2 separate regions of the Homo sapiens genome follow, and region 2 is linked to region 1. The links are chromatin loops, found by intact Hi-C in ENCODE. Cell type or tissue: dorsolateral prefrontal cortex. All regions are shown on one strand. Each heading gives the region's core, and the rest is flanking DNA. Links, peaks and the distances in the headings are about the cores only.

Region 1 (5,390 bases), core at 218-5,217:
GGATATAGCTATTTCATATAATTGTTGTATGATTCATAAGATAATGTACCTGAAAAGGCCTGGCTTGGTCCTCAATATTACTAGAAAAAATACTATAAACTTTTTTCCTTTTATTGTCTTCAAATATAATTAACCAGTGATGTGTGTGTGTGTGTGTGTGTGTGTGTGTGTGTGTGTATCTCCCTCTTGCCTATCTCTTTCTGGCTCTCTCACTCTTTATATATTTATACACACATATATATATACACACACAGAATATATATCTCTATCGTACACAAATAAACATATACATGTACATATGTATGTGTGTGTAATATATATATCGTATATATGAAACAGCTAATTCTTTGGGCTGGTTTTAGACATAGGTATTTGGCTTTTTGTTCTAATGTTAAATTTCTTCAAGAGTAAACTTCAATTCTGAAAAATGGCAACTTTATGGTCCACTCTGACTGAGAAATGCTTGCTATTGGCAATGAAAGCTGTGTGAAATCTGACAGCCTCACCCCAAGATAAATTTGGGCAGACTTTTTTATTTGACTTAGCCCTCATGAGTGCACACCCATTGAAATGGGTTCCAAAATAGGCAGTGCTTTTTATCACATTTTGCAAACACAGCTTAATTCAGCATAAACTGCCTTGCCTTGCATAGTTTTCGTCCAGATTCATATATAAGATCAATGTTGCTTTAAATTTAGCCCTTGGTTTTCCTGTAAGTTCATGACCTTGTAGAACAAAAATTAAATTCATAAAATTGGCTTTGGCTTCAACTTGGAAGCCAAGCCCGTATTTATGAAAGTTCCCCATTTTCCTAGAAATATTCTATTGTGCTTACTCTCTGGAAGTTTTCAGAAGGCAATATAATTTGGCTAATAAAAACTGAGAAATTATTACTATAGAGAAAAAATGATCACTGTCTTTTAATAATACATTGTGATATAACCTAGCTTTAATTGTGGGACTTTTCATTTCTGATTTTTAAGAACCTGTCCAATAGAGAACACAGAGCAGCAACATCTAACAACAGAAATCAACCCGTGAGGGTCTGAAAACTGGGGGCGCTGTGGCTGTGTTCATGTATTTCCATTGAGGGGGTATGATTGTCATGCTAATGTATACGAAATAATGTATATTAATTAAACTGTATTTCCCCACATTAATAAAATTTGCTGTTACAAATTTAACACTGTAAATACATCAGCTTATAAAATGATATGAAATATAACACCATTATGTAGAGGCAAGAATAGACAATTGTAATTTATGTTACTGAAATGTTTTAATAAAATAGACACACCTTGAAGAATGCCAGTTAGATATTAATTGGTATGCAATTAAGCACTTTCTGGGGGGACAGACTCTCAAAAAGAATAAATAACCTGTATCATGGAACAATAATTGGAGTTCTCTCTACTCCATTGCTTCAGCCTAATGCTGGCAAGAGAGACTCTTTGGCCCACTGCTGGCACTCAGGGCTGAAGAGGTGGTTGAGGCTTCTGGAAAAGGAAGATTATTAGAATGATTGTGCAAGTCTCTTATGGCTTTTGAATACCTCACCCATGTTTGACTCATCAATGCATTTTGGTCACACCAATGATAAATTTAGTGGTTTAGTCATGATAAAAAGACAGGTGCAACGTTATCTTTTGGAAGAAAGAACAATGAGACCCATATAATTTCAATCTTGGATGAAAATCACCAGTTGCTAAAATAAACAAAATGTTTTCAGACCTGGTTCTCATCTCCTTTTATATGCAATTCCCTTAAAAATTGTGCTTTATATTTCTATTATCTACTGTCTCTATGAGCTGACACTGATATAAAATAGTTTTTGATTCTGTTGGTGTCTACAGAACAGTTCCAATTAATTTGAAATAGGAAGTCATATAGCATAAAATATTATTGCTTTCATGTTTCATTAAGAATAACTATCACAGCGTCCTCTTCCTGCCTGGTGTTGGTGGTTTGTTCTCAGAGGCTTGTGTCAGGACTGCTGATAGGAAGATGTCTTCAGGAAACGCTAAAATTGGGCACCCTGCCCCCAACTTCAAAGCCACAGCCATTATGCCAGACAGTCAGTTTAAAGATATCAGCCTGTCTGACTACAAAGGAAATATGTTGTATTCTTCTTTTACCGGCTTGACTTCACTTTTGTGTGCCCCACAGAGAACATTGCTTTCAGTGATACAGAAGAATTTAAGAAATTCAACTGCCAAGTGATTGGTGCTTCTGTGGATTCTCACTTCTGTCAGCTGGCATGGATCCACACCCCTAAGAAACAAGGAGGACTGGGACCCAGGAACATTCCTTTGGCCTCAGACCCGAAGTGCACCATTGCTCAGGATTATGGGATCTTAAAGGCTGAAGAAGGCATCTCATTCAGGGGCCTCTTTATCGTTGATGATATGGGTATTCTTCGGCAGATCACTGTAAATGACCTCCCTGTTGACTGCTCTGTGGATGAGACTTTGAGACTAGTTCAGGCCTTCCAGTTCACTGACAAACATAGGGAAGTGTGCCCAGCTGGCTGGAAACCTGGCAGTGATACTATCAAGACTGATGTCCAAAAGAGCAAAGAATATTTATCCAAGCAGGAGTGAGTGCTGGGCTGTTTTAGTGCCAGGCTGCAGTGGGAACCCCTGAGAACAAAGTCTCTTTTGTGGTTTTTTTTTTCCATGAGTAAAATACAAGACTTCAGATTCAGCCGAACTGTGGTGTGTTACAAGGCAGGCCTTTCCTACAGGGGGTGGAGAGACCAGCCTTTCTTCTTTTGGAAGGGATGGCCTGAGTCGTATTGTGGGGAGGCCACTGATTTGTATGATGTGTCAGTAGAGGGCATCAACCCATTGATCTTTTGTAGTTTGTATTAAACTTGAACTGAGAAAAAAATAAAAGAATATCATAATGTATTTTCTTATATTATTTTATCAGATATTTAAATTACAAATGTAATACATGCTGTTGTCAAAAGCAAAACAAAATAAGTATACTCGAAAAATGGTAAATGGACTGTACTCTTACTCCCTCCAATCAGATTTCTCCAGTATACTCAATGCTTGTAACTTGTTTTAAACTCTTCTGTCTTTATTCCAACAAATAAATACATAACTTTAAAAACATGTAGAGATTTTTTATTTTCTTTTTACAAAAATATGGTTATGCAGTATGCTTTATGTTGGAACTTGCTTTTCTAAAACCAAAGTATCATGTATATACCTCAGTCTTTCTGTAAACAAATGTTTTATAATTTATTCAGCCTGCTTCTATTAGTGGACATGTATGTTTTATCTCTTTTTTTCTATTATTTTCCTTTTCTTTTCCTACTATAATGATGTGTGCATAAACATTCTTTTACAAATATCCTAACATAAAACTCTATATTATTAGACTAGAGTTCCCTAGATGGGATTTCTGGGTCAAAGGATGAGCACATTTTAAATTGTAGTATATTCTTACATGTTCCTTTCATATAATATATTGCATTTTAATTTTTGTTTTATTTTACATAACTGCTTCCTCACTAGGTTGAATTGCCAGAGGGTAAGCACTCTTCTATTTATCTATGTAGTTAGCAACAAACATTTTTTATTTTTTTAAATTCTGAAAATAAAAGGTTTGATTAGTCAGCCATATTAACATGACCGTATTGTTCCTTTTCTACTCCCTTGTACTCCATCTTAATTGAAAACACCTTCCTTAGGACTGAAGCTGTCATTTGTTCTTACCTTTTCTTAACATCCACAACCCCTATAGTGTGTCACAGATCAATGATTTGTTCAATGCTGCCCTATAATCTTAGCTGATTATTTGTGCACTTTTTTGCTGTTGTGAATCCATATTGACCACATTTTCTAAATGATCATTCTGTTCACTGTGTATTGGGGATACAGTTAAAGGTACGAGGCGGTAGCTTTCAACTCGGCCACACATTGGAATCAAATGCTTGGGCTCCACCTATGTCTGATTGAATCAATCTGGGAGGACAGGATGGGAGCCCAGGCAATTGTGTTCTTAAGAATTTCACTAGGTAATTCTGATCCTAAGTAAGGATTAAGACCCATTGGTAGGCCAGGTGCTGTGGCTCACACCTGTAATCCCAGCACTTTGGGAGGCCAAAGTGGGCGGTTCACCTGAGTTCGAGACCAGCCTGGCCAACATGGTGAAACCCCTACTAAAATTCAAAAATTAAAAATACTAAAAATACAAAAATTAACTGGGCATGGTGGCACACACCTGTAATCCCAGCTACTTGGGATGCTGAGGCAGGAGAATCGCTTGAACCTGGGAGGCAGAGGTTGCGGTGAGCTGAGATTGTGACACTATACTCTAGCCTGGACAACAGAGCAAGACTCTGTCAAACGAGAAAAACAAAACAAAACAAAACAAGAACAACCCACTGGTAAAAGAATGAGAGTGGTCTTCTCTTTCTTAAAGTTGCATTTTTCCAGCCTGGTAAATATGGGACTTCCATTCAGACATGGAGTCACAGCCCATGCCATTGTAAATAGTACAAACACAGTTGGCCATATTGAGAGTTGAGATTAGATGGAAACTGGGGGCAAAATGCAAAAAGCAAGAGATTTGATATATGTGTAAACAGATGGAATTGAAGCAAGGTGGGGATATTTTTTGTATCAAGTTGAATAGTGTTCCACCAAAATTCATATCCACCCACAACCTGTGTATGTGACCATATTTGGAAATAGGGTCTTTGCAGATGTAATTAAGTTGAAGTCATACTAGACTGGGGTCAGTCCTAAATCCAGTGACTTGTGTCCTTATAAAGAGAGACACCAAGATACACACACACAGAGAAGAAAGCCATGTGAAGACAAAAGCAGCAATTGGAGTGATGCAGCACTTAGCCAAGGAGGCCCAAGAATGGCTGGAAACTACCAGAAGGTAGAAGAGGCAAGGAAGGATTCTTCCCTAGAGACTTCAGAGAAAGCATGGAGCTGCTGATACCTTGATTTCCAACTTCTAGACTTCAAAATTGTGAGACAACAAATGCCTGGAGTTTTAAGTTATCAAGTTTGTGGTAATCTGTTACAGCATCTCTAGGAAACTACTACAGTTTCCTAATTTTTGTGTGGGTTGCCAAGCAGCAACTTATTGTAGTCTCCCCATACCTTGAGATCATCCTTAAAGGAGAAAATGAAAAGTAGTCATATATCGAAGATTTTTAAAATTTGGAAAGCTCTGTTGTGCTATCTTGCTAAATTATTTTTTAAGTTCTAATAGATTTTTGTTAATTTGTTTGGTTTTCTAGCTATGTAATCACATGCAAATGTTTACATATAATTATATTTCTTCCTTTCAATAATTCTTGCTTTTTTATAGACCAAAAAATTACATTGTACCCCATAAACACACAAAATTGTGATTTGTCA
Region 2 (5,390 bases), core at 225-5,224, 57 kb after region 1:
ATTTTGTGTACCCATTTATTGATTTGATTGAATTTATTAAGTATTTGACCAAGGCAATTATACATCTTGGTTTTTAGAAGGATAGTCTAGGATCATCAACTTAAGCTTCAGCAAATAGTATCATATTCAATGCTATTTAATATTTTTATATGCTTGGAAATTTTATGTTAAGAGAAAATAAAACTGGAACATGGGTATTTATAAATTAGAAACTCACTAATCACTCAAATTCTAATTCTGTTATTAAGTGGAAAGGAGAATATACTTTGTATCCATTAAATATTGCCATTACCTCTAGCAGTGTAATAAAAATTGAGCAGACTTGCAACCACCTTTTCTTCCTCTGACACAGAAGTATCCAAAAGATTTAGTGAGCCAACTTTGGAAATTTTTTTTGGCTTTGATAGCAATATTTGGAAGATCTAGCAGCATTCTGTGAAGGCAATAAAATTGAATTGGAGATTAAGTGAAATTGGTGTTCCATATGTATTTTATTAAATAGAAGCCTTCTTAAAATGCTCGCCTTACTCACGTTAGCACAAGAAGCATATTGTTGTATTCAGATGAAATTATTTTATGTAGGCACTCAAACAAATATCAGAAAGCAAATCACCAACGTTATTCAACTCTAAAAGTTAGTAGGAAATGTCAAAACTCACGTTTAAGAAGACAATATCTTAGACCTTACAGGAGGAGATGATTTTCTTTAGCAATTTAAACAGATGGAACTAAAAGCAAGGGACATTGGTATTCTAAACACAGAGAGGATACATGAATTTTGTTTATGTATTTTGCTGTACTGAACAAGAATTCAGTACAGATTGCTGAACAAGAGTTCAGCAAAAGATTTTTACTGTAAAAATTGGTGGATGAAAATGATGAAGACAAATGCTTCAAGAAGTGGTAATCCACATTTTCTGAAAAGTACTTTTATTAAGAACACTTAACATTAAGAAATAGCGAAATCTTTTCTTAAATAAAGCCCTGATTATTAGTTCAATAAAAACTGTATTTAATGTTTTTAATGCACCAGATACTGTTTAATGTGTTGGTAAAATAGCACTGAACAAAACAGACAACAATTTATGCTCTCATGGAGCATACATTTTGTTGGAAGTGATACACACCAAACTATAAAAGTTCAAAATATAAAACAGATGAGACTGTGACTACTTTGAAGCAAAGGTCCTGGAGTCTCATCTGTCTCACCTCTCCTATCTGTTTTATTCACTTTCACTCTTTCTTGACCCTAATTTGGAAATTACTGCTCTGAAGTGCAACTCAATAAATGAAACTGATATAGTATATACCTTTGTATAAGCAGTCAGTGTAGTAAGGAAGCAAATGCAGTCTTTGGCTAAGTCTCTGCTAGTGCAATCCCGGGAATTCCAGAACCCTGGGGACTCATCAACTGAGAAAAATACACCTGATCCCTGACGAACATGAATCTCTAAAAATCCTATTCAAATATTAGGCACATTTTCTCCCTGGTACAGACAGCACACTGCTATTGCTCGTGCATGGGCATTTCTGCCAGTCATCCTCATCAGTGTGGATGTGGATGTTACCATCTTGCTTCCCTGTTCTCTAGAAGCCTGGGTTCTCTGTTGTGACTTATGTGCTGGGAATATAGCCTTTACGTCTCTCAGCAAAACCAAGGACTGCCTCATTTCTTTTTTCAGGGAGAAGTTAAAGCTATTTAACTCCTCAAAACCATATGACTTGAGAAGACCATTCATTCATGCACTCATTTATTCACTTGCTCATGTATTATTGTTCATTTATTCATATTTATTCAACAAATTACAAATGTGCCTGGCACTCTAAAATATATTAATTAGCAAAAACAAGTACTTCCTCGGTCTCAGAAGCTTAGAAACTATTGGGAGAGGAAAATATTTATTTTAAAAAAAATCATATAATGAAATGCAAAATTTCAGCTGTAAAAAGGTCATTTAATAGGGGTGTATATGATATAGTTATGAAGCGTCCAGAGGAAGTGTTCCTTAAAAAGTGACTGATGAAGGAGGCAGTGAGGGAGGCATTTTTCAAAACATTATGATGGGGAAAAGGACCCACTTAATAATTCAGAATTCTTTTAAAACACTCATGGCAGGAACCCCTAATCTCATCTGCTCTTGGAATCACCAGAAAATAATCCTCACCACTATTCCTAGAGTCTGGGCACAGTGTCCCTCTCTCTTCATCTGGAGCCAAATTCTTCCAGGAACAATGTGAATAGTCAGCAGAACAAAGAGAGCTTTCATCAGATCAGTGGGCCAGCAGGGCTCTTTAGAGAGAGGTCAGCCAGCTCATTGTACAGTTGAGTGAAGCCAGGGGTTTCTCAATGACATTCCTAAGGACACACAAATCTTCAGAAGCTGAGCCTCCTGACTTCCAATCAGTACTGTCTCCCCACATGGTACCGTGGAGGTACACAGGATGGATTCAGGTGACCCTCAGATGGACAGAACTTACTGTAAGAGTTAGGTATTTACTTTCATAGTTTGTGGTGAGCGATGCTGGTTTTCCGTATCTGCTAGTCTTCTGATGTTTCTGTCAAAAATAAATTTAACTTAAAAATGATTTTTTAAAGTGACTAATGGACTGCTATGTGAAGGAGGACTAAGAATTAGTTAGAAATAGAGTGGGGAGAAAACCTTCCCAGGACAGGCAGTAGCATGTGTAAAAGTTCTATGGAAGGTGGAAACCTGGCACGTTTGCAGAAATATAAGTACGTCCATATGACCAAGGACCTGAAAACCTGAGAGGCAGACAGAAACAGAGTTTGCAAGGCCTTGGCAGCTGTGTTAAGGATGTTGCTTTTTAATCCTCAGAACAGTAGAAGGCTACTGTGAAATGTTTTAAGCAGTGTGTATAGATGTGCACACACATGTGCATGTGTGTATAAGATGATCAGTTACGAATTTTAGAACTTCCCTCTAGCTACAGGGTGGAAAAAATTTTGGAGGGAAACATGAGTAGACATGGGGAAGCCATTTAGGATTATGCCATTTTAGTAACTCAGACAACATAGTATAGTAATGTGGACTAGGAGAGTGGGAGTGGAGATGGAGAAAAACAGATGTATTTGCAGAGGAATTTGTTTGGTAAATTAGAGAGTACTTGGCAATGAATTTGATATGAGGGAAGGGAAGGCAGAGGAATTATGGAGAACAGTAGATTTGATTTGTGTAACTGAATAAATAGTGGGAATGGGAATAGGGAACCTTGAAATACAAACAGATTTGGGAGAAAAGGCCGTGAGTAGGTTGCAAACAAATGGAGAATGAAGTGTCTTTGAGGTAGTCATGTCCAGATGTCAAATAGCTATTTGTGTGTTATTCCAAGACCTCTGTCCGTACAAGGGAGGAATCCTTGAGTGTTATTCCTGCTTTTTATTCAACCTGGGAGAAATATGCCATTTCCTTGCATTAGAGAGACCAAGGCTTTTCTCTCTTTCTAGAGAAAATTCACTAGTAAACAGATTTTCCATCTTGTAATTTTATTTTATGTTTTTTTGTTTTGTTTTGTTTTTTGAGACAGAGTCTTGCTCTGTCACCCAGGCTGGAGTGCAGTGGTGCGATCTCGGCTCACAGCAGTCTCTGCCTCCTGGGTTCACGCGATTCTTGTGCCTCAGCGTTGTAAGTAGCTGAGAATCCAGGCATATACCACCAAGCCTGGCTAATTTTTGTATTTTTTAGTAAAGACGGGGTTTCACTATTTTGGCCAGGCTGGTCTTGAACTCCTGACCTCAGTGATCCACTCACCTTGGCATCCCAAATTTCTGGGATTACAGGCATGAGCCAATGTGTCTGGCCCATCCTTGAATTTTAAAATTTCAGTTATTTTCCATTTTTTGTATGACATCTTTATCTTTTGGCCTATAGTATGCATGTTGTACTTAATAGATTTATTCATATTATTGTAAAGATGGAGGATTCATGCCTTTTGCACAGTGAAATAAGATAATGGAGACCCTTTTCCTGCTATGGACACATAGATGACATTAAATAAAAAAGATAATTTCCCAGGTGCCAGATGTAAGTAGGAACCTAGGGCTCTAGTTATAAGCTTGTAATATGATGCTATGGTGGTTCCAGGGATAATGGTCATGGATATAGCCTCTACAAACTAGAAAAATAATTTAATTTCACCTGGAGGCAGAATTCATATCTTGGGCGTATAGGAAGTAGAGAGGTATAACTAAGTCTCCCGCATAAAGGTGGGCACTGGAATGATGCCCCTTACTGAAAGGAAAATAGAAAAATCTCTTATTGTTAGAGCAAGAAAGTGACAAGGAATTGGTTCCCGTCTGGGACTCTGAAAAAAAAAAAGGAACATAAAAAATCAGGCCAATTACTACCTATAGTCCTGGAACCTGGACATAGGTTATACTCCCAGGTCTAGGGGGTTTAGGCCTGCTCCGTAACATTTGTCAGGTCTGAAGGAAAAGTGCAAATGAAGGGCAATATACCATTGGTTTAAATGTTTAGAAAGTATAGGTGAAGCTAACAACCTCAACGTATGTTTTATCCATATTTCACGGAGTTCTGGAAATCATGGATTGGATTTAGAATTTCTACATGCTGGCTTCCACCTCCCAGCCCTCCCTCTTACATTGTTACTCTCACTCTGACACTGATAGAGAAGGGCTTTATTTCCACATGTGTGAATACCCCAGCAACGATATTCAAACTCTGTCTAGACTTCTAGGAAACATCTTTTAGGTAGTGGGAGCATGGTTGGCCCTTGAATGGCTAGTCCTGGGGAGAGAATCTGGAATTGGGCTTGGAGCCATGTAGGCAAGGGTTTTGGGGATTGTAGGTGTCAAGAGTATGCTTTGGAAGGGTAATCCTGAGCTCTGTGGTAGGGGGCACATCTCGTTGGCCCTGAGGATGCATCAGTCCTGGAGGGGAGCAAGGCCAAAGAAACAAACAACAACAAAGCAGGGCTCTGTAGATTAGGATGGGGTGGGCCCCTGGACAAAAGCTCTTCTTGGCAAGATTAAAATGTTACTGATTGAGGCAACCAAAAGCAAACTAAAAGCCAAACTCTAGCAAAAGTATAAAAACCCAGGGCATAAGGAAATAAAACACTTGGTTAAGTTGTTGAGTACACAGACACACACACACACACACACACACACACACACACACAGAAAGAGCCCAAAACATTGCAAAAGACTTAAGAAAACAGTTGTCCAGAAAGATCACCAACTGATCCTTCCAATAAGAAAGCTGTCACCTAAACAGAAATCACTTGTGTTGGCCTTAAGAAGGGGAATTTATCCACATGGGCCTATCTCAATCACATGAAACCTTAAAATCAGAAAACTTTCTCCAGCTAGTGATAGAGGAGGAAGGTGAAAGGGAATCAGATTCTAAGCA

What was found. A loop is a pair of places that touch in the nucleus more often than their neighbours do. Peaks named below come from ENCODE experiments on the same cell type or tissue, not always from the same donor. Only the 100,000 strongest peaks of a DNase experiment are listed, where the experiment ranks them.
Region 2: it touches region 1 in a loop (3.0-fold over the local background); 5 of 110 quality-filtered maps call a loop at or near these places.

What each region holds. Positions count from the first base shown.
Region 1 is chr9:12,970,053-12,975,442 of GRCh38, reverse strand. SNORD137 (small nucleolar RNA, C/D box 137) reads left to right here and starts at 2,810; the gene lies at 2,810-2,888. It also overlaps the pseudogene PRDX1P1. In dorsolateral prefrontal cortex, for the core only: CTCF peaks have their summits at 2,604 and 2,826 (motif pointing right); a DNase peak (open chromatin) is centred at 2,552; H3K4me3 peaks cover 553 bases; H3K27ac peaks cover 627 bases.
Region 2 is chr9:12,913,138-12,918,527 of GRCh38, reverse strand. No RefSeq gene overlaps it. Among named protein-coding and RNA genes, the nearest start is that of SNORD137, 57 kb to the left of the region's middle. In dorsolateral prefrontal cortex, for the core only: a CTCF peak has its summit at 2,191; a DNase peak (open chromatin) is centred at 2,267.